Regions from separate parts of the Homo sapiens genome. Here region 2 is linked to region 1. Evidence: read pairs that join two places in POLR2A ChIA-PET (ENCODE). Cell type or tissue: MCF 10A. All regions are shown on one strand. Each heading gives the region's core, and the rest is flanking DNA. Links, peaks and the distances in the headings are about the cores only. Region 1 overlaps DLG5 (discs large MAGUK scaffold protein 5). Region 2 has its middle 23 kb from the start of DLG5-AS1.

Evidence for each region. Peaks named below come from ENCODE experiments on the same cell type or tissue, not always from the same donor. Only the 100,000 strongest peaks of a DNase experiment are listed, where the experiment ranks them.
Region 2: POLR2A ChIA-PET joins it to region 1 with 10 read pairs; 8 of 35 experiments call an interaction of 5 or more read pairs at or near these places.

What each region holds. Positions count from the first base shown.
Region 1 is chr10:77,866,158-77,878,212 of GRCh38, reverse strand. It overlaps DLG5 (discs large MAGUK scaffold protein 5), which reads left to right. Exons shown (of 32, transcript NM_004747.4): 2 at 9,016-9,084. Among named protein-coding and RNA genes, the nearest start is that of DLG5, 55 kb to the left of the region's middle. RefSeq lists enhancers at 1-408, 9,759-10,958, 11,498-12,055 and a silencer at 488-782. In MCF 10A, for the core only: no CTCF peak of the experiment used is centred there; DNase peaks (open chromatin) are centred at 4,092, 4,522, 5,762, 7,982 and 1 weaker place.
Region 2 is chr10:77,943,360-77,955,414 of GRCh38, reverse strand. It overlaps the pseudogene H2AZP5. Among named protein-coding and RNA genes, the nearest start is that of DLG5-AS1, 23 kb to the right of the region's middle. RefSeq lists enhancers at 5,585-6,122, 6,123-6,660, 6,661-7,198, 7,970-8,264 and silencers at 5,950-6,244, 7,970-8,264. In MCF 10A, for the core only: no CTCF peak of the experiment used is centred there; DNase peaks (open chromatin) are centred at 6,044 and 9,114.

The DNA of each region.
Region 1 (12,055 bases), core at 2,172-10,171:
GCCTTGCTACAGTTGCCCTGGGAGGGTGGAGGGCAGTGTACTCTGCAAGGTATGCGCTCCATCCTGTGTGGGAGGGAGGCAGCCTCTTCTCCATTTACTGACTAGTGGAAATTGAGCACCGGGCCAGAGCAGGAGGGAGCCGGGGGTGCCCGGTGCCTTTCAGAGAGCTGCTTCCTGCCTGTTGTGACTTCTGGGGCTTATCAGAAGTTTATTCTAGGGCAGACATGGCCCCCGGGGGATGTCCGGCTGGAGCATAATGGAGGCTTGGCTGCCTCTTGGGTGCCCCTGCTGCTCAGATTTCCTGTCTGGGTTTGGTGTGACATGTGCTGTCAGGGTGGCGGGGCAGAGGCGCTGCTCCACTCCTTCACACCTCGCCTTGTGGGTGCTGTCAGGCTTGGCTATGTTCGTTGTCCCCCCTCCACCCCCACCTTCCAGGGCATAGCACGATGGCCCCATCCTCCTCCTTAATCAGACCCTCTTTGGGCCTCCTCCTGTGCCTTTTAGGTGCAGAACTGTCTTAGTCTGGCCAGAAGTGACAGCAGGGAGCAGGGCTTGGTTTTGGTGATGGAAAGCAGGAACCGAGAGGTGGTCCCACCTGGTGTCAGGTTTGATGGTCTTAGGTCCTCCCACTGCCTTCCCTCCCTCCCTGCTCCCATCCCCAACCTGCAGCCCGGCAGCTCTGAAGGGAGGCAGAACAAAGAGGGTGGCTTTCATCAGACACAGGCTTTGTGCTCATCCCAAAGCCTCCAGGAGCCTTTGCTTCGCTGATGAAGACAAGCAGGCTATCCAACTGTGGACTCTTTTCATCCCTCGAAATTCAACAAACTTCCATCTTTCCTTTATGTGCTAGTTTTATTTTATTTTTTTTTAGTCCCTGTCACTTGCCACTTAAAAGAGGAAAAAAAAAAAAGTAAAGAAAAAGACCAAAACCAGTCCTGTAGTTAGCGAGTGAAGGGTCTTGCATGGTACTGAATGATTTAATTCTGGGGTGCACATGTTTTGTTTTCCCTCTCTTTACATATTTTTGCCTTGGGGCATTTTGGGTGGGGAAGGGAGGGGAGTCACAGATGGCAAAATTGATACGAGAGTTTTCTCAGGTTCAGGCAATTTAGTTCATTATTTTATAAATGGCCTCAAAAGTCCAGTGGGAAGGGGTTAGGGAATGTGTTAAGGAATGGACACAAAAGCCAGGTGTGGTGGCGCACACCTGTAATCCCAGCACTTTGGGAGGCTGAGGCGAGCAGATTGCTTGAGCCTAGAAGTTTGAGACCAGCCTGGGCAACAAAGAGAGACCCTGTCTCTATTTATTTTAAAATATAAAGTTTAAAAAAAAAAAAAAGAATGGACAGAGAGCTCGGCAGCCATCATCTTCCTTCCTGCCACCCCACACAGATCTCACTGCATACCTGAGGTTAAATCTCCAATTATCTGGGCAATGCCCCTTCCCCTTTACTTTTTTTTTTTCCTTCCTTCCTTCCCTTCCTTCCCTCCCTCCCTCCCTCCCTTCCTTCCTTCCTTCCTTCCTTCCTCTTAGAAAAAAAAGATGGGATTGGCTGGGTGTGGTGGCTCATGCCTGTAATTCCAGCATTTTGGGGTGGATCACCTGAAGTCAGGAGTTCGAGACCGGCCTGGCCAACGTGGTGAAACCCCGTCTTTACTAAAAAATACAAAATAGCCAGGCATGGTGGTGCATGCCTGTAGTCCCAGCTACTCAGGAGGCTGAGGCTCGAGAATAGCTTGAACCTGGGAGGTGGAGGTTACAGTGAGCTAAGATTGTGCCACTGCACTCCAGCCTGGGCAACAGAGTGAGACTCTCTTTCAAAAAAAAAAAAAAAAAAAGAGAGATGGGGTCTTGCTATATTGCCCAGGCTGGTCTTGAACTCCTGACCTAAGTGATCCTCCTGCTTCAGCCTCCCAAAGTGCTGGGATTACAGGCATGAGCCACCTCACCTGGCCACCTTTACCTTTTAAAGATAGGTGAGCAGTTCTTATAACGACCAGAAATAGGGGGAATCCACATCATTATGATTTTTTTTTTTTTTAGCGCAGTGATGCTGCTTGTTCCAAAACTTGGTGGAAAATACTATAGCATTATCTCAGTTGAGGAAAACAAATATTAAATCTTAACTTACAAACCAAGAGTAGGATTTTCCCACCCTCGGGTGGCATATAAGGCGCATCAGCAGGACTTCCTTGATGACATGCCAGTGTCTGTGGTTGCTCCATTCCAGGGCCATGGTCAACCTATACCTCCCTGAAATACTGGGCCTTGTCCGCTTCCCAGTTTGGGTTTCAGTGTCTGTAGCCTTGGGCCGTGCTTTTAAAGGGTAGGAGGCCGAGCCCCTAGGGAGGGGCTGGGGCTGCCCTGAGTGTAGTTTTTTCTTTTCTTTTTTTTTTCCCTGCCACCTTTCTTCCCTCCTGAGAACTGAGCATGGTTCTGCAAGCAGGCTTCCTAGTAGCCTAATAGTAGGATATGAGCCCTCTGTCCCCCCAGCATCCCAGGAGGTCTTTAAAACAGAGAAGGTGGGCTCTGCCAAAGGTGATAGCACTCCGCAACTTTCACGGTCACCTCCTTCCTCATCTCTGCAGTTCACAGAATTGAGTGGCTCTTGAGTGCAGGCTTGCCCACACACTGCGACTCCCCTCTGCAGGCAGCACAGGCATGGGTATGGAATGGGGGCCATGAAGCCACAGCTCCTTCTCTTTCTTCCCACTTGGGTGGAAGTGGCTCAGCTCAGAATGCCTATTGAGTGTTGTCTCGGTGTGGGGAGGTGGGCAGGGAGGAGGTGAGCCCATTCCCAGGGAATAGAGGCTGGGGGGCCTTGGCCCAAGCCAGCCCTGCTCTGAGACTTCTTACCCTTCCAGAGAAATGGGTTCCGCCTGTTGTCTCCTGCAAGCTGATCGGGCTTCTCATGTGCTTATCCAAGGCCACCACCTTTCAGGGCCAGCTCCAGGCCCCTGCCTCCATGAAGTCCTCTCTGACTGCTCTTCCCTGTGGAGCCGGGCAGCAGTATTGTGTGTAGGATTTGAGAGCACAGGCGCTGGGGTAGACTGCCTGGGTTTGTATCCTGTTTGTGCTCTTAGTAGCCCTAGCACGACCTTCAGCAAATTAATTTTTCTAACTCTTAGTTTCTTCCTCTGTGAAATGGGACTAATAATGACAACCTTTGGGTTGTTATGGAAATTAATGGAGGCAATACATGCAAAGTGCTTAGCACAGTCCCAGTACTTAGTAGTGCTTAGTACCTATTAGCTGCTATTATTTTTCTTGAGAGTGCCATATACAGTGCAGCAGTTTGCTTGTAGATTGTGTGACTTGTCACTCTAGTACAGCTTTCCATGTAGGTAATTGAGGAATTGAACAGCAGAGTTGGAAGGGCCCTCTGCAGGTCTGGACTGACCATAATAACACCAGCTAACACTTAGAGTACCGGCTATGCGAGGTACTGTTTCAGTCACTTTTCACAAACAGGCAGAATATCCCTTATCTGAAATCCTTGGAACCAGAAGTGTTTTTGGGGTTTGGATTTCTCTAGATTCTGGAATATTTGCATATACATAATGAGATATCTTGGGGATAGGACCCAAGTCTAGATGTGAAACGTATTCTCATTTCATATACACCTTATATACACATAGCCTGAAGATAATTTTGTTTTTCCTTTGAGGAAGCAGAATAAACTGTATCCTGCGCCTGCATTTTGACTGGCCCATCACATGAGGTCAGGTGTGGAATTTTCTGCTGTGGTGTCATGTTGGTGCTCAAAAAGTTTCAGATTTTGGAGATTTTTGGATTAGGGATACTCAACCTGCATTAAATCAGTTTATCCTCAAACAGCTCTAAGAGATAAGCACTTCTATCATCCCATTTTACTGATAAGTATGTGGAAGCACAGAGAGGCAGAGTGACTTACCTAACAGCACACAGCTCATAAGGGGCTGGGCTGGGAGTTAACTCCAAGCAGTTTGGCCCCAGCTGTGCTGCAATCATTATTGTTTGGCTCAGAGAGAAGGGCCTTCTTCTGAAGGCTACTCACAGCAGATGAGTAACCTCCAGGCTCTTGAGCCCCTGGCTTGCCATTCTTTCTCCCGAACCTGGCCCAGTGCCATGCTAGGCGGGGGGCACGTGTTGGAAACCTGGCTGACACGTGTGAGTCCGGGAGCGATTGGGCACCTTCGGTCATTCTGCTGTGGTTCGTCAGGCTGTGGTTCCTCAGTGTGAGCTGGAGGAGGGCGGCAGGATGTGGCAGGTGCCCTGAAAGTGACTGTCCTCCTGGGGCCCAGGCAGCACTTCCTGCTCTGTCTTCAGGGACCCCAGAGCTCCAGAGAGTAGCAGCTTGGTGTCTCCCTCTCCTTTCCCTGGGGATTGAGGTAGGGGGTGCTGGCCTCCCTGTGACCGTGAGCCGTCAGCTCTCTGCCTTTCTGCCTGGGCCCTTCTGGAGGACAGGGAGAACTCTGTGTGCTGGTTCAAGGCTGGAACAAGTTCCTTCAGCCACTGTGAGCTTCACGAAGAGGAAGCGTGAGTCACCAGGGCCTTTACAAGCTCCAGGTGAATGGAAGGGGTGTGTTGGGGGCGTGCTTCCATCTCTCTTGGGCCTCATGGTCTATGGGAGGGGGCCTGGGAGGGCTGGGGCATTCCATTATTGTTCGGGTGGTTTTTCCTGGAATTTCTTTTGAAGTGGTCTTCGTGACCCAGTGGCACTGAGTCACGGGGTAAACAGAATTATCAGGGGCTGGGCTCTTGGAAAGGACACAGACAGTGCCCGTGGGCCAGTCCCAGAGGGTCACCAGGCTGGCTTCCTCCCAGTGGCTTCCTTCCACCTCTCCCAGGGTTTTGGCTGCAGCTTCCATGTGCATCCCACCTGTGGACTCCAGCTCTGGGCCAGTGTGTAGAGCATGTGCCCTGGGGGCTTGTGAGAAATGCATTCTGAAACCCCACCCTCATCTGCTGAATAAGAGTTTACGTTGCCCAGGTAGTTCCTTTGATAGTAAAGAATCTCCTTATATCACGCTCTGGCCCACATGTCCACGTCTAAACTTGGCCTCAAGCTCCCCTTTTCTGGAAATGTTTCCACATCATCCAACTTTCTCTGGATCTCATCAGCACCTCTGCATGGTACTTGGTAGCTTGCACAAGTTTGTGGTTGGTGCCCTCCTCTCGTGTGTGTGTGTGTGTGTGTGCACACACACACACACACATCAGGAGGCTGATCCTACAGTCCCCCTTAGCCCTGGGCACTCTGTGAGGTAGAGAATGTCCCTCCACACTGTTTCTCCTTCCACAGCAGCCCATCCTAGGTTTCAGGGCAGGTTGGGTGGAGGTGCCTTCAGGAGAACCTGGGGAAATTGTCTCCTCCTGGATTGGGCCATGGCAGAAGATGAGGAGCACCAAATTTGACTCCAAATTTGATGGCGAAACCCCAGAGGTAGATGACGCCGACACCTGCCCCTCCGCCCCATGGAAGCAACCGGCCTTGAAAGGACACCGTGTGACTTTGGGGGACAGTGGCTTCTTTTGCCTTTTCCTGACTGTCCTGACCACACAGGCCTTTAGGACAACAATAACCGCAGAGACAAAGCATGACCGAGACAATGTCGTCTTTGGGCCTTTTTTCCCCCTTAATGACGTCCAAGGCTCTGGGAACATTGTAAAAACTGGGTCCTGTCCAATTTTAACCACTCCCCCCACCAGCTCCTAGGAGCCCTGCCAGCTCCCTGGGTTGGGGGTGGGAGTGATGCCCAGAGATGCACACAAAGATGTCACGCTGCCCTGGTTAGGCCCCAGAGGCCAGTCAGGACTGCAGGGACAGGGAAGAGGAACAGAACGTGTCGCTTGGCCTGTGGACTCCCCCAGCCAGGGAGGTAGGTGGGCGGAGAGAGGGAAGGGCATCTGCCAAGCTTAATTAACAGTGGAAACTTGCCACAGGGGAGGAGAGAGACGATTTGAAGAGGAGGGGCAGTTTACTGGAAGAAGGGGCACTGCTGATGCCAAGAGTAAGAAAGAGGGGAGCGTTCCAGCAGAGGCATCTGGAGCGCAGGCTGCCAGTGTCGTAAGCTGGGATGGGTTGAGCATAGAGATTTCTGGAGGTGAGAGTGGGGAAATTTATTTGTGCCTGCTTTCCTGAGTAGACGTCTTCCAAAAACAATCCACCAACATGTCAGTGGCTAGCCTTCCTTGCCCCCATAAAGAAAAAATACTATTTAAAAAATGGTAGTTGAGTTTAGAAAATAGGCATTGTGTTGGGTTCTTGTTCTTTGAAGATATCAATGGATTGCCCGAATTGCATTTGACTTTATTTCACAGATATTGAAGCAACATGTAATGTGTATGATATAGAAAGAGAGATGGGTTAAAAAAACATGTGATGCAGGCCAGACATGGTGGCTCATGCCTGTAATCCTAGCACTTTGGGAGGCTGAGGCCTGGTGGATCCCGAGGTCAGGAGTTCAAGACCAGCCTGGCCAACATAGCAAAACCCTGTCTCTACTAAAAATAGAAAAAATTAGGCAGGCATGGTGGTGGGCACCTGTAATCCCAGCTACTCAGGAGGCTGGGGCAGGAGAATCGCTTGAACCCAGGAGGTGGAGGTTGCAGTGAGCCGAGATCGCGCCATTGCACTCCAGCCCAGGCGACAGTGCAAGACTCTGTCTCAAAAAAAAAAAAAAAAAAAAAAAAGTGTGATGCTTATTGTTTTTGTTGAGACAAAAATGCAGAGATATTGAATGTACAGCAAAACTAATAGTGTGGGTTGGACTTCAGATATGGGAGGTGGAGCATGGGTTATTCATTATTAGCAGGATCATAGAATTTTAAGGCTGAACTGGGTTTTCTGGTTTCATCTCCCTTCAGATGCACAGACTTCCCCATGACATCCATGCCACTGAGTGCTGGGCCTCCCTCACTGTCTCACCCCCTCACCCTCAGGCTTTTCATACCTGGCAGTGCTGACCGTGGCCATCCAGACCTGTTTAGAGATGCAGCTTTCTCCAGCATCCACCCGCTGCTCCTGGTTTGGCTGCTGGAGGCCATCAAGAACAAATCTAATCCCTTCTGACAGTCGTATTGAGAGACAAGACACCTACCCATTCCCCAGTCATTCTCTTCAGCCCATGCTCAACGCCTTCAGATTCTTCAGAGTCTCTGAAAATGTGATAATGAGGCTACTGGTCATTGCCGGTCACGCCTGTCCTAGTGCTTGCCATTACCAAAGTTGCTTTTTGCTTGCTTTCTCTTTTTTCTCTCCCCCTTCATCTCTTTTTCTGATGGACACGCCTGCTAGCTCGCCTGCCTGCAGTCTATCTCTCTGCCCTCCTGCATGGTCCTCACCTCCCCAGCAAAGTCTCCCTGCTTTCCCCTCAAGGTCTCTCCTGTCCCCCAGGGGCCTCCCACCTACAGTGCATCTCCCTCCCCTGCCCCGCTCCCCCATTTACCCCCATTTCTTCATTTCTCCTCTTTCCCGTCCAAAGATGCGTGTAGGGTGGCTAGTCAAGAATTGCAGTGGAAGAGTGTTTTTTGTTTTTTTTTTCTGAGACAGGATCTCACTTTGTTGCCCAGGCTGAAGTGCAGTGGCATGATCATGGCTCACTGCAGCCTTGACTTCCCTGGGCTTAGGTGATCCTCCCACCTCAGACTCCCAGGTAGCTGGGATTACAGGTGCGTGCCACCACGCCCAGCTAATTTTTTGTATTTTTTATAGAGATGGAGTTTCACTATGTTGCCCAGGCTGGTCTCAAACTCCTGAGCTGAAGCAATCTGCCCACCTTGGCCTCCCAAAGCACTGGGATTATAGGTGTGAGCCACCGTGCCCTGCTGGGAGCTCCTTAAATGTGGTCCTCCACATTTCTTGTTGTGGAGCCCAGGATCTCATTAGTTCTTGGCAGCTTTCTGATGCCAGAGCCCTAAGGCTTGTTCAAAGCCCTTATTGCAAAAATTCCATCTCCAGCTCACCCACTTGGCCTGGTACATACCGCTCTTCATTGTATAGTTCTTTTGGCTCCAAGAACAAAACACTGGATTTGTCCTTGTTTTATCTGACCTGCCATCTCTGTGTGTTATGCTTTGTCCACTCCCAATTTAGTCTCTGAGTCAGTTTGCCCTCCCTTTTAATTTTATGTCATCCATAGTCTTGATGAGCAAAGTGTACCTTCTGTTTCCATTAATCATGGAAATTGCTGAAATGGGATGGGGGATGGGGGATGGGGGATGGGGTAGGGACCTTATAAGCCATCTGGTTGAACTCCTTCATTTTGCAGACCAGGAAACAGAGTTCCAGAAAACAAAAGCTACTTGCTCAGCACGACCCAGCTATGGGCACCTACATAGAGCTAGGTTCAGAAACTGGGCTTCCCGGTGCTGGGAGGGTAACATCTGGTTTTGAAGATATTTGAATTCAAACCAAACCACAGTGGTTGTGTGTCCACAACCAGGAATTAACATTAAGTGTGGACAAAAAAAAGTGCTACCCTCTGGCTTTGGTGATGGTACAATTGCTCATCATTTTAGGAGTAACTTTTAATAAGGGGGCAGATACTAAGTAAATTATTAAGAACTGAGCTTGAATACAGTTAGAACCTAAAGAGCAGAACAGTCAGAGAAAGAACAGATAGTTCAGTTGTTCTTTAATTTCTGCTCTGTTACCCTCTGCATGGAAGCCAGAATCATATTGCTAGAGATGTGGAGGAAACCCCCACACCCCATGTTTACCTGGGGCATGTCACTCCCTTGCTAAGCCTTTCCCCAGATGTCCCAACAAGAAGCCAGCTGACTGACTCCAAGTTCCCCTCTGCCCGCCTGCCCAGAGCAGGAGGGGCCGATAAAGTGAGGTGGGAGGCCTGGCAGAAACACCGAAGTCCAGATCTGCTGAGCGCGCCTCCTCTGCTTGGCCCGTGGATGTGGATTTCTAGTGCCTGGTGCATGTAGCTCTCATGGCCTGGCATTGACTGATGATCAGCTGGCTTGGGGTGAAGACGAGTGACCCCTTGGGGTTAGTAACATGGTCTCCCCTCTTTCCCCAGGTTCTACCTACAGCGTCCTGTCCACCATGCCCTCAGACTCAGAAAGCAGCAGCTCCCTCAGCAGTGTGGGTGAGTACCACTGTCTGGGGAGGACACCGGGTGGGCCAGGGGTCTGGGTGAAAGCCAAGGCAGCTGGGGTTCATGGGAGAGGAAGCTGGTTCTCCCTTGTCAGATTACTCACAGGATCATCCTTCCGTTGATTTCATTTACATTTTCTCCCATCATCAGAAACCCAGTTCTGATGTTAGAAGGAGGTGGGGAGGTGAGTGCTGGGAAGCACATGTTTTGCCATTGTTTACTTTGTCAGGGCACAGGGCTTCTAGGGGAGCCTGTTGACCCACCATCCCCACCCCAACCCCAAAGGCCTTGTAGTAACTCAGTGACCACTGCCCAGGAGACTCACCCCTTTTGGAGTTTCCTTGGGGATAGGCATTGCCAGTCCATGCTGAATTGGGTGTGTTTCTCTGAATATGGGTTTCAGAAAGCCCATAAAATGAGGCCAGCCCTTCTCTGAAGTCCAGCAGGAAGGCCGCAGTGGTTTCTCAGGCTTCCCACACCTCTGTGACCCATTCCCTCTGTTTAGCACCTCTAGTGGGGTTTCTCATGGCCTGATCTGACCATGATGGATGCAGACACCTTCAGTGGTGAGTCCCGGCCATCTTTTGAGCCCGAAGGACTCACAGAGGTCATCTACTCCAATTATTTTCTTTTCCCTCTGCAGAGAGATGGGGAAATTGACATTCTGGGAGGGGGAGTCACATGCCTGAGATTCTAGAACTAGTCAGGACAGCTCTTTCATATGTCAGCTCACATCTTGAACACCTCCAGTGTGCCAGAGGTGGGCTTGGGCCGTAGTGGCGAATTAGGCAGATGTGGGCCCCACACTCCTGGATGTTAGGGTCTTTTGGTGGGAAACAGTTAAATAAGTAGCTGCAGTAAGGGAAGGTAGTGTGATAAGAGGGAAGACAGTGACCAGCCGGCGAGTTCCATCTTAGTTTTCTAGGGCTGCTATAACAAAGTGCCGCAGACCAGGTGGCTTACACAGCAGAAATTGATTGTCTCACAGTTCTGGAGGACAGAAGCCCAAGATCAAAGTGTCAGTGAGGCCACGCAGGCTGAAGGCGCTAGGGAGAGATCTGTCCCGGGCCTCTCTCCTCGCTTCTGGTGGCTTGCTGGTAATCCTTGGTGCTCCTTGGTTTGCCGACATCACACTGATCTCTGCCTTTGTGTTCACATGATGTTCTCCGTCCATGTGTGTCTGTCTCCAAATTTCCCCTTTTAATAAGGACACTGGTCAGATTGGCCTAGGAGCCTGCCTTACGGCAGCAAGACCTCATCTTAAATTGATCATCTGTAAAGACTATTTCACCATCAGCAATAACTGCTGTGGGCTGAGCAGTGTCCCTCTCGGGACTCCCCTTTTAGAATGCAAATGCGCCTCGGAAAGATAACGCTTTGACCTTTCCAAATAAGGTTCACATTCACATTTACTGGATTGGGACTTTAGCATCTTTTGGGGGGCCACAACTCCACCCATAAAAACACAGTTCCTCCCATAACCCTCATCCTGTTTAGGGCTCAGGGCAGGCCCTTCTGGGACTGCAATTCAAAGCTCCCAACGGTATCCTATTACTTTGTTCTGCCTGCTTTTGGTGCCCGGAGACATATCAATGGAATGATGGGATTGTTGGAATTTGGAATGTGGGACTCACCCTTCAGGAAGTGCATGGAGTGGGGCAGTCAGGATCAGTAGATGGGGAAGGTGAGGCTTTTTAAGGTGGACTGGGTAAGCCCTGAGCATACTCCTCTGACCTGTCTAGTTTTTCACCCTTCACCAATATCTGTCTAACAGATAGCAATCAGTAAACTCATTCCCATCGGCATTTCAAGGGTTAAATCGTTACCTTTCCTAGGCACATGTGCATTCTAAAAGGGGATTCCAGAGAGGGGTATTTGCCTAACCCATAGCAATTACTGCTGATGGTGGAATTCCCAGCCTGAGTAGGAAGATATTTCTTGGGCAGCTGGACCCCAGCATATTCTGGAAGAAGCGTCATGGCCGTGACCCACCAGTTGGTTCTGCACTCACCTGAAGCTGACTCAGTCCTTGCGATGGAGCCGTCAACAGTATCTCTGTGCTCTTCCTGGGCATCACAGGCAGGCAGAGTGCAGTGCTCTGATGTGTTTCTTGGAGCAGGATGGGTCTGTACTGTCTGTGTCTGGATATTTAATGCTGAAATAACTGGTTGCATCCCTTCTGGGCAAAGCCTCTTGAGTTCACAGGGAACCGAGTTTTGCTTCTCTTGCTCTTCTGCTTGAGATTGCCATTGTCCTTTGGGTGCAGGCAGCAGGGAACACCCACTCATACCACCTTAACCAATCAGGAAATGTATGAGCTCCCATATGAGGCTGTGCTGAGGTCAGCCAGTACATGGGGATGCAGCTCTGCCCTCCTCTGTGTGGTGTCTTCACACAGTCTCATGGCGGGGTGTCTGTAGCAGCAGCTCCAGCCATCACATCCAGACCTGACAGTGTCCAGGTCTGCAGTGTCCAGTATGGGCGCCACTAAACACAGGTGGCTACTTAAATTTAAATGAATTAAAATGAAATTTAAATTTCTAGTTTCTCAGGCAAATCCACCACATTTCAAGTGCTCTGTAGCCATCTGCGGTGAGTGGCAGAAGAAGAAGGCGGGGTTCTTATGAGCAAAGGAACCTGTTCCAGAGTCCATCAGTATGGCCTCCTTTCATTGACCACAGTTGGCTGCTTGTTTGTGCCGAAACCAGTGGCTCACAAAGCCTGGTCGCTGGACCACTGGGGCACTTATTAGAGATGCAGGTTTGAGCCTCCTCCCACCCCTGCTGCATCAGAAACGCTGAGGGTTTCTACAGCTTAATAGCCCTCCAGTTTGAGATGGGCTGGCCCAACCTCATCCCTGAGAAGGGAACCAGAATGTCTGTACCAGGCTTGTACCAGTCCCTCGGGGTGGAGTGCCTGGTGGGGCTGGCCCTGGCTGGGAGCACTCTAGCACCTGCCAGGG
Region 2 (12,055 bases), core at 2,305-10,304, 77 kb before region 1:
AGGGCTTCGTAACTCCAGGTGATCAGTGAAAGAGTGTATTTTGGAGAATCTGACTAGCTAAAAAACAAACAAACAAACAAACAACAAACAAAAACCTAAGATACTGATAACAATGAATGGCTCAGCCAGATCACCCTGCAATGAAGTTCATAGTCAAAAAGTTCTCCCCATGTGCTCAGACTTTTCAATCAGCTTTTTAGTGCCCCTACTCAGATAACCAAGTCATCAGACATCTGACCAAAGTCTCTAACATGAAAGGCAGAGATAAAAATAAATGGAAAAACCTACTTGGAGAAAACTATTTTATGCAGGGAAAAGAGAACTTTTAAAAATACGGCAAAAACCCTATCATTATTATTTCTTAGCGAGATCTTAAAAATATGCATCAGGCTGAGCACGGAAGGCCGAGGTGGGTGGATCATTTGAGGTCAGGAGTTCGAGACCAGCCTGGCCAACATGGTGAAACCCTGCCTCTGCTAAAAATACAAAAATTAGCTAGGCACGTTGGCAGGCGCCTGTAGTCCCAGCTACATGGGAGGCCAAGGCAGGAGAAGCTCTTGAACCCAGGAGGCGGAGGTTGCAATGAGCAGAGATCACACCACCGCACTCCAGCCTGGGCGACAGAGCAAGACTCTGTCTCAAAAAAACAAACAAACAAACAAAAACAAACATGCATTTCTGAAACAAGAACACAATACTATCAAAAACAGACATAATACTTACATGGATATTTTTCCCCCTTTCTGAGACAGAGTCTTGCTATGTTGCCCAGACTGGAGTGCAGTGGTTATTCATAGGCATAATCCCACTACTGATCAACTGATCAGCATGGGAGTTTTGACCTGCTCCATTTCTTTTTTTAGTTTGGGATATGACCTTTATTGAGCTTATGCACCAGAGTGGAAATAATGCCTGTACAAAACCAAATGTTTGTTACTATAACTTCTGCATCACTGTTAAAATCCAGTTTTTAAAAAACTCAATCAAAACCCACTACTTTGGAATCAATAGCTTCTTTGAAGCCATAGTAACAATTAAATATGGTTAAGACTAGAATGCAGAAATTGGTCAGTTGGAAAGCTAATTAAACTTCCAACTTGCTCAGACACAATTACAAAAAGACAAAATTGGGCTGGGGGTGGTGGCTTACGCCTGTAATCCCAGCACTTTGGGAGGCCGAGGCAGGCAGATCACCTGAGGTCAGGAGTTCGAGGCCAGCCTGACCAACATGATGAAACCCGTCTCTACTAAAAATACAAAAGTTAGCCGGGCATGGTGGCAGGCACCTGTAAACCCAGATACTTAGGAGGCTGAGCCAGGAGAATAGCTTGAACCCAGGAGGCGGTTGCAGTGAGCTGAGATCATGCCATTGCACTCCAGCCTGGGCAACAAGAGCAAAACTCTGTCTAAAAAAAAAAGAAAGAAAAAGATGAAATTATGTTTTTCACAGAGATACAGCCTACTGGAATCACCACGCTGGACAGCTGGTAAGGTACTTAGAGTCTCGAGATAATAAGGAATCCAGGCAGCCTTTAGACAGCCTTCTGTTGTCCTTTCTTCCCCATCAGAGATCTGTGAGTGTGTGGAATGACACCACCATCAGCAACTGTAGCCTCGATGACAGAATCCAATTCTTCATCTCCACAAACAGCAAGTTGCAAGTGACGAAGGGTAATACGCTTTACCTTGAAGTCTTTTGATGCCTTTGCTGCCAGTTCAGGTAGCTCTGTGGTGAGTTACTCCAGGATGGCTATGCTATGCACTGCGGCATTTGCACCCACATGCCCATGACTGGTCGTCCTAGATCTCAGGTGTCGATGAATATGTCCCACTGGGAACTGCAGGCCAGCTGTCTGCGAGTGGGAAACCGCCTTTGTCTTGTTTTTTTCCAGAGTCCTTCCCAGCCTTATTGCCAGTCATTTTGAATTCTGCTGAAGCTCAAACAAGCAAGACAGAGAAAGGGCTAATCAAACACCCAGCAAGATCCCACCACCTATTTCTTCAATGCAATGCAATTTAAACTGCCAACCTGCTCCTTTTCTGATCTGGGCCAGTTCACCCCTCCTTGGGCAACCTGGTGGTCCTCTGCTCCTGGGAGGTCATCATATTGATGCCGAACTTAGCACCCGATCGGCATAGCATGCTACAGCCCAGAACTCCTGGGCTCAAGTGATCTTCCTGCCCCAGCGTCCCCAGGAACTGGCACTACAGGTGCAAACCACTATGCCCAGCAAGAACATAATTTATATAGACATTCCATATGCAAATATATAAACCTGAGACAAAAACACAATACTGTTGGGGTTTTGGTTGTTTTTGTTTGTTTTTGAGACAGCGTCTCACTCTGTCACCTAGGCTGGAGTACAGTGGTGCGAATATGGCTCACTGCAGCCTTGACCTCCTGGAATCAAGCAACCCTCCTGCTTCAGCCTCCCATGTAGCTGGGGCTACAGGCACATGCCATCACACTCAGCTAATTTTTTTATTTTTTTGTAGAGATGGGGTCTCACTTTGCTGCCCAGGCTGGTTTTGAACTCCTGATCTCAGTCCTCTACCTCAGCCTCCCAAAGTGCTGGGATTACAGGTATGAGCCACCATGCCTGGCCACTATTGTTTTTTTTTGTTTAGGGGAACATTCAAAGGACAAAAAAGGAGCTCTTTAAACTTAAAAATATAATGTGAGAAATCAAAAACTCAGTAGAAGGATTGGAATATAAAATTGAGGAAATCTTACAAAAACATAGTCACAGAAAATAGGAGAGAATAGATAAGAAAATTAGAGGCCTAATACAGGAATTCCACTTCCTGAATAATAGGAATTCCATTAAAAAAATAAACAAAAATAAACAAAAAACAACAGAGAAAAAGGAATGGAGGAAATGATTAAAAAAACACCTGGGCTGGGCACAGTGGCTCACACCTGTAATTCCAGCAGTTTGGGAGGCCAAGGCGGGTGGATCACAAGGTCAGGAGTTTGAGACCAGCCTGGCCAACATAGTGAAACTTCATCTGTACTAAAAATACAAAAAATTATCCGGGTGTGGTGACAGGCACCTGTAATCCCAGCTACTCAGGAGGCTGAGGCAGGAGAATCGCTTGAACCTGGGAGGCGGAGGTTGCAGTAAGCCGAGATTGCACCACTGCACTCCAGCCTGGGCGACAGAGCAAGACTCTGTCTCAATAAAATAAAATAAAATAAAATACCCAAAGAAAATTTTCAAAAACGGAGACATATATTTCCAGTTTAAAAGGGCCCAAGATTTCTTGGCCCAATGGATGAAAAGAGACCAACATCAAGACAAATCATTATAATTCAGAACACTGAAGACAAAGAGAAGATCCTGCAAGTTTCCAAAGGGAAAGGGGAGGAGGTCAGGCATTAGAGTGCCTTGAATGTCTCAATAGATGCACTGGAAGTTAGAAGATAAGCAATGCTTTCAAACTTCCAAAGGAAAATCATCTCCAACATAATTCTTTTTTTTTTTTTATTTTTGAGACAAAGTCTCACTCTGTTGCCCAGGCTGGAGTGTAGTGGCGCGATCTCAGCTCACTGCAACCTCCATCTTCTGACTTCAAGCAATTCTCCTGCCTCAGTCTCCCATGTAGCTGGGATTATAGGTATGAGCCACCAGACCTGGCTAATTTTTTGTATTTTTAGTAGAGACAGGGTTTCACCAAGTCTCAAACTCCTGACCTTAAGTGATCCACCCACCTCGTACTCCCAAAGGGCTGGGATTACAGGTGTGAGCCATGGAACCCAGCCATTCAACTTAAAATTTTATACCCAACCAAACTATCTTTTTTTTTTTTTTTTTTTTTTTTTTTTGAGATGGAGTCTTGCTCTGTCGCCCAGGTTGGAGTGCAGTGGCGCAATCTCGGCTCACTGCAAGCTCTGCCCACCTGGTTCACGCCATTCTCCTGCCTCAGCCTCCCGAGTAGCTGGGACTACAGAACCAAACTATCAATCAAGGTTGAAGATAGAAAAAGACATTTGAGTCATTTAAGGTTCAGAAAAAAATGTTTATATACTCAGGAGGCTCCTGGATGATAAGGTAGTAAACCAAGAAAAAGACAAGGGGAAACAGGAATCTGACATGTGATAGATAAAGAGAATCCCCCAGGATGTTGGTAAAAAGAGATTGCAAGATGACGACAATGCAACAGTCCTATAGGACAACCAGCCTAGACCAGATAAGGTCAGAAATGTCTAGGAGAGATTTCTTCTTTTCTTTTTTTTGAGATGCAGTTTTGCTCTTGTCACCCATGCTGGAGTGTAATGGTGCGATCTCGGCTCACTGCAAACTCTGCCTCCCCGATTCAAGCACTTCTCCTGCCTCAGCCTCCCGAGTAGCTGGGATTACAGGCACCTGCCACCACGCCCAGATAATTTTTTGTGTTTTTAGTAGAGATGGGGTTTTACCATGCTGGCCAGGCTGGTCTCAAACTCCTGACCTCAGGCGATCCACCCATGTTGTCCTCCCAAAGTGCTGGGATTACAGGCATGAGCCACCGTGCCCAGCCATGTCTAAGAGAGATTTCTTCAAGAAAATAAAATTGGTAGAATATCATCTGAAAGTATTAAGGGAAGATTATAACAACTGAAAGAGCTTGGCATTAAACACATAGGAAACTAAGTAAATGAATTGGGGTGGGGGCGGAGATAATTATTAGCTCCAGGGAAAATAAAAAATTGTGCATAGTCCATCACATGGTAATAGTCTTTACATAGTGGTATTAATGTAAAAACTGGCTATTGCTCTAACCAAATTATTGTATGACTGTAGTGGAAAGATGGAGGCCAGGAAGGGTGCATGGGTTGTTCAAGTATGGAAGACAATAAATAGTGCCTAAAACTGAAAAATCATGACGTAGTAATAAAATAATATTATTGAGGGAAATGGAGACAAATGCCAAAAGAATGAGCTATAAAAATTGAAGATGGCCAGGAATGCTGGCTCACACCTGTAATCCCAGCACTTTGGGAGGCCGAGGCGGGCAGATCACTTGAGGTCAGGAGTTCAAGACCAGCCTGGCCAACATGGAGAAACCCCATCTCTACTAAAAATACAAAAATTAGCCAGGTATGGTGGCATACGCCTGTAGTCCCAGCTACTCGGGAGGCTGAGGCAGGAGGAGAATCTCTTGAATCCGGGAGGTGGAGGTCGCAGTGAGCCGAGATCACGTCGCTGCACTCCAGCCTGGGCAATGGAGCGACACTCTGTCTCAAAAAAAAAAAAAAAAGAAAAAAGGTGAAGATGATTATCTCTGCTAAGGGGAAGGGAGAGGGCTCTTTTTCATAAATCTTGCACCATCCCTTGACTTTTTAAACTATATAAATGAATAACTTAAATAAAAATTAAAACTTTGACCCAATTTCTATCTCCGAAAGTACAAGCTGAGGCAGGCAAACACACAAAGCAATGTACAGACAAAGCATCCGAAACCTGAAAAGGAAAGTTAAGTTGTACACAGGGAAGAACAGCATACATGTAGGTAAGAGGAACAGCAGGACTTCTGGAAATAGGCTGAAGATATTAATGATATGTCCTTAGACTCATCCAGGAAACCATCATATTTAACATGACCTGGAACTTGACCTTCCAGGATGCAGTCTGTTCTCCCAGGGATGGGAGGTGGGAGCTTCCCTAGGGAAAGTAATGTGGGATGGAAGTTTCTAAAAGCCAAAGCAGCCATCACTCTCCCCTCACTTCCTGTTCCTCTTCATCCATCCTCTGCTCCATCCTCCACCAGCCCCTCAGGACCCAAGCTTAGAGATATTGACCTGTGCTCATGTTTGCGAAGATCAAACTGACTGAGGGGATTAGGATGCGCTTAAGAGCCAGCAGACAAATCTGGCTTTACTTTTACCCCTGCATCCTCTCTCCCCAGCCATGTTTGTGGTATCTGGGCAGACAGCTCAGCCAACCCACCTGCACAGCTTCCCCAGACATTCCACACCCAGACAGTGGTGCCAGGAGTAAAGCAGCAGAGAAAGGGAAGGTATTAGGGGAGAATTAAGGTGAGGAAGTGACTCAGCCCCGCATAAGCCTGCAGGCATCCGGAGGAGTTCTCAGGAGGCAGTGGCGGCTGGGCCGAATTTCAAGCTGGCCTGTGAGTGAGGCTGAAATGTGACTCGCTCTGCCCCGCCAGGCACTGAGTGTGGTGGGGGGAGGGCTGGCTAGGGCTGGCTGTGCTCCTGTCCCCAGCTCGGACTCCCAGAACATCCCTGGTGGGCTGGTTGGGTTTGGAATCACTGGATTTTGCACGGCAATGGGTTTCTTTCTTCTGCGTTTGTTTGCCTTGCATAGGGTGGAACCAGGTAGAGAGGTGACTAGTAGAGAACATGCTGCCTTTCAGTCAGACAATTCAAATTCAGGCTCTTGACCTTGGACAAGATACTAGCCTCTCAGAGATTGTTTATTCATGGAGCAAACCCTGGAAAACAAAATTACCTTGACTGTTCGTCAAATGCGTTCACTGTGTAACCACCTCTAATATGCCAGGGTCTGGGTTCAGTTTAGAAATAATGTTTAAAAGTAAGCCATCTCACTCCATTAAGATGGCTACTATCTGGCTGGGCGCGGTGGCTCATGCCTGTAATCCCAGCACTTTGGGAAGCCAAGGCGGGAGGATCGCTTGAGCTCAGGAGTTCAAGACCAGCCTGGGCGACACAGCTAAACCCCGCCTCTACAAAAAAGACATTTAAAATTAGGCAGGCGTGGTGCCATGCACCTGTAGTCCCAGCTACTTTGGGGTGCTGAGGCAGGAGGGTTGCTTGAATCGGGAGGTAGAGGCTGTAGTGAGCCAAGATTGTGCCACTGCATTCCAGCCTGCGGGACAAAATGAGGCCCTGTCTCAAAAAAAAAAAAAAAAAAAAAAAGATGGTTACAATGAAAAATTTAAGAATATATTTAAAAATAGACTGGGCACAGTGGCTCACATCTGTAATCTCAGCACTGTGGGAGACCAAACCGGGTGGGTCATTTGAGGCCAGGAGTTGGAGACCAGCCTGGACAACATAGCCAGAACCTGTCTCTACATAAAATTAAAAAATTAGCCAGGCATGGTCACACATGCCTATAGTCCCAGCTACTGGGGAGGCTGAGATAGTAAGATCCTTGAGCCCAGGAGTTCAATCCTGCAGTAAGCTATGATCATGCCACTGTACTGCACTCCAGCCTGGGCAACAGAGCAAGACTCTGTCTCTATAAGTAAATAAATACATATTTTAAACATAAATAAAAACCAGAAAATAACCAGCCTTAGCAAGGATATGGAGAAACTGAAATTTTTTTTTTTTTTTTTTTTTTTTTTGAGACAGAGTCTCGCTTTGTCACCCAGGCTGGAGTGCAGTGGCACGATCTCGGCTCCCTGCAAGCTCCGCCTCCCAGGTTCATGCCATTCTCCTGCCTCAGCCTCCCGAGTAGCTGGGACTACAGGCGCCCGCCACCACGCCCAGCTAATTTTTTTGTATTTTTAGTAGAGACGGGGTTTCACTGTGTTAGCCAGGATGGTCTCGATCTCCTGACCTCATGATCTGCCCACCTCGGCCTCCCAAAGTGCTGGGATTACAGGCGTGAGCCACTGTGCCAGGCCGAGAAACTGAAATTTTTGTGCACTCTGGGTGGAAATGTACAATCATGCATCTGCTATGGAAAAGAGTGTGGCAGTCCCTCAGAAAATTAAGCATAGACCAGGCATGGTGGCTGACACCTATAGTCTCAGCACTGTGGGAGGCCAAAGCAAGAGGATCACTTGAGGTAAGGAGTTCAAGACCAGCTTGGGCAACACAGAGAGGTCCCCATCTCTGCAAAAAAAATTTTTAATTAGCTGGGCATGGTGGTGTGCACCTGTGGTGCCAGCTACTTGGGAAACTGAGGCAGGAGGATCACTTGAGCCAGGTGGAGGCTGCAGTGAGCTGTGATCACACCACTGCACTCCAGCCTGGATAACAGAGCGAGACCCTATCTCAAAAAAAAAAAAAAAAAAATTCAACATAGGCTGAATGTGGTGGCTCATGCCTGTAATCTCAGCGCTTTGGGAGGCAGACGTAGAAGGATACCTTGAGCCCAGGAGTTCAAGGTTGCAGTGAACTATGATCACATGACTGCACTCCAGCCTGGATGACAGAGTGAGACCTTGTCTCGTAAATAAATAAAACATAGAATTACCATATGATCCAGGCCGGGCACAGTGGCTCACACCTGTAATCCCAGCACTTTGGGAGGCCGAGGCTGGTGGATCACCTGAGGTCAGGAGTTCAAGACCAGCCTGGCCAACATGGTGAAAATACAAAAATTAGCCAAGTAAAGTGGCAAGTGCCTGTAGTCCCAGCTATTCAGGAGGCTGATGCAGGAGAATTGCTTGAACCCAGAAGGAGGAGGTTGCAGTGAACCGAGATGGCACCACTTCACTCCACCCTGGGCGACAGAGTAAGACTCCATCTCAAAAAAAAAAAAATTGCCATATGATCCAGCAGAGTATTTGCCTAAAATAACTAATTATACTCACCATTTGGGCACCACAGTTTCCTAGATGAACAGAGAGTATATCTTGTAATATTTAAAGACATGGCATTGACAGGCAAGGTGGCTCATGCCTGTAATCCTGGCACTTTGGGAGGCTGAGGTGGTCGGATCACCTGAGGTCAGGAGTTTGAGACCAGCCTGGCCAACCTGGTGAAACCCTGTCTCTACCAAAAATACAAAATTATCGGGGCATGGTGACACATGCCTGTAATTCCAGCTACTTGGGAGGCTGAAGCAGGAGAATTGCTTGAACTGGGAAGCAGAGGTTGCAATGAGCGGAGAACGCGCCATTACACTCCAGCCTGGGCAACAAGAGCAAAACTGTCTCAAAAAATAAAATAACATAAAATAAAATAAATAAAGACATGGCATTGCTAAATACCTACTTTACTCTCCATTTCGACTTCTGAGATATGTATCTGTAAGTGTGTGTGGTGAGGGCATTAGGCAGACCTACCCAGAAGTGCTTTCCTGAGCAAGGATATCCATAGCAGAGATTGTTCATTGTCCTGCAAAATCCATTCTCCCTCCTTCCTTAATCATGAAACTCCCGGATTTTAGCTGGGCACACAGCCACCAAGAACAAGGACTACATTTCCCAGTATCACTTGCAGATCTTTCTTTCTGTGAGATTAAGCTCTGGCCACTGGAATATATGCAGTGCCTGTGTGACTTTCTGAAAGTGTATTCAAAGGAAAGAGACAAAAATTTCTTTTTGTCTTTCCTCCTTCTTGTTGGCTAGGATATAGACGTGATGGCTGGAGCTCAAGCAGCTCAAGCCATTTGCAGAGACAGTGGAACAAGAGCAAAGGAACCTACCTCGTGGAGCACTGTATCAGTCTGGATAGCTGACTTCAGACTTTCATTTATGTGGGAGAGAAATGTATTTCTGTTTTGTTTAATCTGCTGTTATTTGGGGATTTCTGTTACTCACAGAAAAAAATAATTTTTTATTTTGGGTTTTTTTGTGTTTGTTTTTGTTTTTTTGAGACAGAGTCTTGCTCTGTCGCCCAGGCTGAAGTGCAGTGGCATGACCTTGGCTTACTGCAATCTTTGCCTCCTAGGTTCAAGTGATTCTCCTGCCTTAGTCTCCCTAGTAGCTGGGATTACAGGCGCCCGCCACCACGCCTGGCTAATTTTTGTATTTTTGTAGAGACAGGATTTTGCAATGTTGGTCAGGCTTGTCTCAAACTCCTGACCTTAATTGATCTGCCCACCTCAGCCTCCTAAAGTGCAGGATTACAGGCATGAGCCACTGCACCCAGCCAGAAAAAAATAATTTAACTGACTGTCACAGTAGCCAATGAACCTTGGGCTTACTCCCATCGGGGGTCTCTATACACCATTTTTCTTCTCCTCTTTTTTTTTTTATTGAGATAGGGACTCAGTCTGTTGCCCAGGCTGGCATACAGGGGTATGATAATAGCTCACTACAGCCTCTAATTCCTGGACTCAAGTGATCCTCCTTCCTTAGCCTCCCTCCCAAAGTGCTAGTGTGTGAGCCACCATACCTGACCTTTTCTTTTTTTTTTTTTGATATGGAGTCTCACTGTGTCACCCAGGCTGGAGTGCAGTGGCGTGATCTCAGCTCACTGTAAGCTCCGCCTCCTGGGTTCACGCCATTCTCCTGCCTCAGCCTCCCAAGTAGCTGAGACTACAGGCACACACCACCACACTCAGCTTATTTTTCTGTAGTTTTAGTAGAGACAGGGTTTCATCATGTTAGCCAGGATGGTCTCCATCTCCTGACCTTGTGATCCGCCCACCTTGGCCTCCCAAAGTGCTGGGATTACAGGCATGAGCTACCACACTCGGCCACACCTAACCATTTTTATCCTCCCCTTTCCCCAAACGCTTACCCTGATGAAACTAAGAGAGTTCAATTGGTATTACCTGTTAGGAGAGACTACCCTAGTGCTACTGAGTAAGTTGAACTGCAAATGAGACAGTCTAGAAGCAGATGCATTTCAGAAAACAGTTAGGCACTAGCTGGGAAAGTTGAAAATCACATACCCCATGACCCAGCACTTCCTCTTAAATATATTAAATAGATGTGTGCATTAGGAGTCACATACAGCAGCATTGCTAGTAATTGCCAAAGACTGGACACAATCCAAATGACCATCCACAGGAGAATGGCTAAGTAAGTTGTGGTATGTTTACACAATAGAATCGGCCATGCAGCAGTGAGAATGTATACCTACCACCACAAGCATCGACACAGGCAAAAGTCCAAAAAATATTGCACAAGGAAAGCAAGCCACAGAAGAAAACGTGTGGTCATAAATTCAAAACAAGGCAACGTCTTGTCTTGTGACATAGACATTCACAGTCAAACAATAAAGAAAAGTAAGAAAATGGCCAGAGGCAGTGGTAATGCCTGTAATCCCAACACTTTGGGAGGCCAAGGCAGGCAGATCACTTGAGGTCAGGAGTTCGAGACCAGAGGCAGTCTGGCCAACATGGTGAAAGTCCATCTCTACAAAAAATACAAAAATTAGCTGGGCGTGGTGGCAGGTGCCTATAATCCCAGATACTTGGGAGGCTGAGGCAGGAGGATCGTTTGAACCCAGGAGGTAGAGGTTGCAGTGAGCCGAGATTGCGCCACTGCACTCCAGCCTGGGCAACAGAGCGAGACTCTGTCTCAAAAAAAAAAAAAAAAAAAAATTAAGAAAAGTAAGAAAATGAGCCAGGCACGGTGGCTCGCGCCTGTAATCCCAGCACTTTGGGAGGCCAAGGTGGGTGGATCACTTGAGGCAGGGAGTTCAAGACCAGCCTGGCCAACATGGTGAAACCCCATCTCTACTAAACATACAAAATTAGCCAAGTGTGGTGGCGCATGCCTGTAATCCCAGCTACTTGGGAAGTTGAGGCAGGAGAATCCCTTGAACCCGGGAGGCAGAGGTTGCGGTGAGCCAAGATCATGGCATTGCACTCCAGCCTGGGTGACCGAGCGAAAGACTCTGTCTCAAAAAAAAAAAAAAAAAGAAGGAGAAAAAAAAAAGAAAAGTAAGAAAATGATTCCCCTCAGAATCAGATTAGAAGTTAGATGAGGGCAAGAGGCGGGGAATGATGATGTCATGGAGGGGGCCAGGAAAGGCTTCTGAGGTTCTGGCAAGGTTCTATTTCTTATCCTGGGGGCCAGCACATGGGGGTGACTATATGGGTGTTTGCTTTGGAACTGTTCTTGAAACTATACACATACATTTTCTGCTCTCTGGTGCCTGTAAGAGAGATGGAGGGAGGAAGAGTGAAGGCACTGTTTTGACAGTGGAGGGGGAGAGAATGAATGCCTTTTTCCCTCTTCCTTCCCTGTCAGCATTCATGACTCATTCCACCACTATTTAGCACTTACTCCATTCTGCTTGAATTACTGTTAGCTGTTAACACGTCTGTCTCCCTCTGTCATTAATTTATTCATTCAGCTGACAATTACTAAAAGTCCCCAAGGTGTCTGCAGGAGAAAGGGGCGACTGAAGAGAGTTAACCAATAAAAGGAAACAAACCTGGCCTCTTTCCTCCAGCAG